Regions from separate parts of the Homo sapiens genome. Here region 1 is linked to region 2. The links are chromatin loops, found by intact Hi-C in ENCODE. Cell type or tissue: heart left ventricle. All regions are shown on one strand.

Region 1 (2,500 bases), 120 kb after region 2:
TAGTCATCTTTCAAAACTGAGTTCATATACGACCTCTTGATAAAGCCTTCCTAAATCCCTTCATACAGAGCTAACTGCAGGTCCTCTGACATATACCTACCTATCATACTGTCCTGTAATACTTTACCTAAACCCTCCACTGTATTGCTTGCTCCTTAAGAACAAATACTATGCCACTACGTCATCTTTACTTTTGTATAACCAACATCTACATAAGGAACAGTAAAATAGTAGATGCCCAATAAATGTTTCCTAAGTATTGATATTACATAAGAAGCAAGTATGAATTAAAAACGTACATTGTTTCTTCCAGCTAAAAGCAAAACAATGTATGTTTTGGATTCCAGGAGTCAAGTTTCTTGAAATCCTAGAATCACTTTCATCTCATGTCCCAGAAAAGCTGTCTCTCAATCTACAGTGAATACCATCTCATTTATATTGTAGGCTTCCTACATTTTTCTTGTCTGAATTGAAGTTAAGACAAATAGTTTTCATCCAGAACATGATTCTAGATAAAGACACTGTGGTCACCAAGACTATGGACGTATTTACTAAAATACCAGTGCCACTGGTATCCTGCTAAAGCCCTTGCAAATGAAGGTGGTTCACAAGGAACTGCTTTTCTCTGGGGCACTGGATCATAACACTGGAGTTCTCCTGAGTGACTTGAAGTCTGAAAGGCCAAATTGAATTGCAGTCTTCTCACCTGGCCACTATCAATGATGTCATTTTATAGTTTGTTATTTAAACTGACTGTGCATTAGGGGCTTATTTATAAGGGGATACCCTTATAAAAGTCTTATTTTCTTCTACAGCACAGGAGGAGGAGGAAAAGGAAGAGGTGAAGTTGCTTGTGTTTTAGTCCTGGTTTCATGCTAAGTATGTGGCAAGTCACTCAGCTTCTCTAGCCCTCAATTTCTTTGTCTATGAGGGTACCAGACCTGGTGACTGAAGGAAGGCTAACCATGGCACTTATGATACAAATCTTGTTTCCAGGCTCTTGACAAACATTAATAATGAATCATGACACTTTCCAGCTAGACTTTTCTGAATACTTTTCAATACGGCACTTCAGAAAGCTACTATCAATCTAATGGAAGATGTCATTTGTTATTAAATCTATTGCCATCCCTTACAACCCTTGAGTTCTAATATTCTGTACATCTGGGTTAGTGGATATAGAACACATGTGGCCACCAGTGGGCGCTCAATAAGAAAGTGTATCAGAAGTTCTGTGATAACATAGGTTTGATTTGTTCCTTCTCTAAAGAGTGTATGTTAACATTTCATAGCCATTTGAATAACAGAATCTCCATGACTGCTGCAGAGTATGCCCTCTGTGTTCTCAAATGTGACTGCCTTCTTTTCCAATTATGTCTAATATTTTAACACACAATGAATATACTACAAAGACATCATTTGAAACGGTGAGATTCAGGTGGAAAAGAGTCCTACAACAGACATTTTTAAACCTATGCCAAGTCATCACCAAGAACAGCTGGAAACCCTCCCTCCCTGCCAAAAAACGGTTTTTGTTTCCTGTTGTGAAATTATTCAGTACACCAAGATCATACTTTAACAGCCAAGTCCTATTAAAGCACTATTTTAAAATGCTCTAATGAATGAGAATCTTTTTCTCGGTCTAAACATAGTAGAGGCTCCTTTGGTTAGGAAGAGACAGATTCACAGAGCTGTACAGGGTCTTAGATATAATCTCTGCAAATCCAAGTGTTAGATAAATAAACTTGTCAAAAGAAGTCCAATGGCTTGACCAAGGCCACATACCCCGGATTTGTGGCAGAATAAAGAACGAACCCCCCATATCCTGATTCCCACCTCAGTGCTTTTTCTAAACTTAATTTTTGCTGATGTCTATTTGAAAAGAGGACTTGATGGCTGACCAGATCCGAGTGATCTTTGCTGCATCTCTATCATGATGCTTCTTTTTTATTTAAGTTCTGGGATACATGTATAGAATGTGTGCGTTTGTTACCTAGGTATACATGTGCCATGGTGGTTTGCTGCACCTATCAACCTGTCATCTAGGTTTTAAACCCTGTGCACATTAGGTATTTGTCCTAATGCTCTCCCTCTCCTGCCCCCACCCACCGACATGCCCCAGTGTGTGATGTTCCCCTCCCTGTGTCCACGGGTTCTCATTGTTCAACTCCCATTTATGAGTGAGAACATCCAGTGTGTGGTTTTCTATTCCTGTATCATGATGCTTCTTAGACACTGTTCAGCACAAGGAATTCTGTTTGAGTCCTTTTACTTCAGCACAATCAACACAGGTGCCAGTAAAATAATTTTTCATTTTCTTTCCCGAAAGCAAAATATGTTAGGGAAACTGTTGATTTATATTCCTAATGAAACACTACTTAGAGATGAGGTCCTGGGACACTGTCTGCAGTCTTCCCAGGTGCAGAAGCAGAAACTTCTGCCAGAGGACAGTCAACAACCAGACTATTACAATCCTCAAATAGAAAATTATTTTCCTAGG
Region 2 (2,500 bases):
GTAATAGTTTACAAGACCAAAGTCAAGAAGGACCAGAGCTGGTGAAATGAGGCTGTTGACCTGTCCAGGAGGCACTATGAGGAACAGGTTCAAACCTCCAGCTGCTCAGTCCCCTGGGATCATTTCTGTGCCCCCACCCCCCATTATTTCCTATCATAGTTCTCTATTATTTAAAATAACACAAAAAAACACAATTTTAAGTTAAATATTCATGTGATTAAATTTTAAATGTATCTCTGCTATTATTCTGTAAGCTTTATCCAATGCTCATTCTGTATGAATAGACCTTAGCACAGTATTCACCAGGCACAGATTAAATGGAGATCTGTTGAATGACTTAATGGATAGATGGATGCGTGGAAGCAGTGTTTCCCAAGCTTCAGCATTCCCTTCAAATGGCTCATCTGCCTTCTATGTGTTAATGAGCTTGTTCCCTCTTCCCTCGCAACTAACCCCTAGCCCCCATCCAAGCAGAGCCCAAACCACTTTCTCTGTTCCCAAGAGAAAAACATGGATCTCTTCTGCTTGCTCATCTGACTTGGCATTGGGACTCTTCATTGATTACATGGCTGCTGTCCTGAGAGTCTTTACCTTTATGATGGAAGAGTTAGAAATTAGCCCAGTCCCGAAGATTACTTGAGGCCATCCATCAGCCACCACCGAATTTCTAGAGTAAGTTTGCTAAGACCTCCAAGACCACTGTGGTTCTGACAAGGAGAGCAGCTTGATTGTTTTGTTCTTGTTATTTGTTAGGCCTGTGTACCTTCCAAACAGTATCATTCATCCTCCCAACTACCTTGTGGTGTAGATGCTGTTCTTATTTCTATTTCCCATGCAAGGGTACTGAGGCACAGAGGGGCAATTGCCCAAGGTCACACAAACAGCAATGGGCTGAGCTGGCTTTGGATTCAGGCAGCCTGAGTACAGAGACCATGCCTGTAACCATTATGATCAATTTCCTCTTGTCCTAAAGTGTGTTCCTTTTGGTTAAGTTCTGCTCCAGCTGTGAGATTTCTATTCTAGGGTTCATACTGGGTCTCCAAGTAATGCCCGATTGCAAAGTGGGCGGGTGTGGAGGGGGCTGCTGTGTCCCGGGGAGAGGAAATATTTTGATTTTTGAGTGTAAATGGTGCATACAAGTTCTGCAGATTGTCCTCCAGGGGCTGCAAGCTGTGCTTTCAGGAAACACTCAAGTGTCCGCTCTGGACAGGATCAGCTCAGGGAGGAGGGGCAGGTGCCCAGCTCCTGCCTGCCAGATTTGGGCAAGCAGCCCAGGACAGAGGTGACTCCCACACCTTCACTTCCCCGATACAGGCCTGGTGTGGAAGCTCTGATTCAGCAGAGGCAAACTCTTTCTCACCATTGCATTTATTTCTGCTTTAAACAATAAGGATATAAAAGAGAATTTGGGAATTAAATCCAAAAGTATGCCAGTGGACAACAGCATATAGAGGTATTTCGTAAAGCTCCATTTTTAAGTAACAGAAACCCTCCCAATTAGTGATTTTAACCCTTTTAAAAAATTGCTTGGATTAAAATAAGCTTTTAAGCAAACCTGGAACCAATATGCTGTTGTTTCTCCTGTTTGTATCAATCTTACAGCTGTTGCTTTGCTAGGATTAATTTGCCTCTGAGGGGTTTCAACACTATCCTCCCTGGTGTATTTTCAGAGCCCATAATGTCATGTAATCGGGACCATGTTATTTTTGTCTGAATCTCTGGGAGTGATGTAAGAGGAAAAAGGAAACTAGCTAACTCCCAACCATTTGACCAAAGGTTAAATTAGTCTTGGCCTTTCCCCAGCTGGACAGAATGCTGCTCAAACATTTATTCCATCCAGCCAGGCAGAGTGGAAGCCCTCCTCCTTTCTTCTTTAATTGTTTTCCCTAAGATATCCATCCCCATCATGCCCCCAAATAACATGCCCATCCTTTTGCCCTCCTCCCCATGCCCCACCACCTTCACATCGTTCATTATAGAGCATCAGCACTGGAGAGAAGTGTGTAGAAAAGACTCAGGAGGTAGAAGTAGATCCTGATGTGGGAACTGGAAATATGTTTTTCTTGAGAAAGTCTTCCAGTCAGTGAGTGGCTGCTTGGAGGACACACTGCTTGGCTCCTTGCCTTTGTTACCAATGCAGATACCCAGCATTGCCAGGATCTCAGAAACACCCTGATACTTCCGATTGTAATTTCTACTTGAAACTGCCAAGAAATGCAAGCCAAAAACTCCACCCAAGCCCAGTAGCGGGTGTCCTTGTAAGACACATAGCCATGTCAACATTTCACCCTATCAGACTTAAACTTGGTCCAAGTATAGGAGGTTTCATTGGGGCTGGGAGTGGACCTTTAAAAACTAGCATATCTCTCCATCGACACTACCTACCTATCTACTTTGTATTTTCTTTCTTTCTTTCTTTTTTTTTTTTTTTTTTTTTGAGATGGAGTCTCACTTAGCTGCCCAGGCTGGAGTGCAGTGGCACGGTCTTGGCTCACTGCAA

Evidence for each region. Hi-C counts contacts between places; a loop is a spot of excess contacts. Peaks named below come from ENCODE experiments on the same cell type or tissue, not always from the same donor. Only the 100,000 strongest peaks of a DNase experiment are listed, where the experiment ranks them.
Region 1: a loop joins it to region 2, with 2.8 times the contacts of the local background. A loop is called at or near these places in 4 of 110 quality-filtered maps.

The regions. Positions count from the first base shown.
Region 1 is chr15:58,042,210-58,044,709 of GRCh38, forward strand. The region is part of intron 1 of ALDH1A2 (aldehyde dehydrogenase 1 family member A2); the gene reads right to left. Among named protein-coding and RNA genes, the nearest start is that of ALDH1A2-AS1, 22 kb to the right of the region's middle. In heart left ventricle, a CTCF peak has its summit at 1,197 (motif pointing right); no DNase peak of the experiment used is centred here.
Region 2 is chr15:57,921,767-57,924,266 of GRCh38, forward strand. No RefSeq gene overlaps it. Among named protein-coding and RNA genes, the nearest start is that of ALDH1A2-AS1, 140 kb to the right of the region's middle. In heart left ventricle, a CTCF peak has its summit at 1,140; a DNase peak (open chromatin) is centred at 1,235; H3K4me3 peaks cover 495 bases; H3K27ac peaks cover 2,055 bases.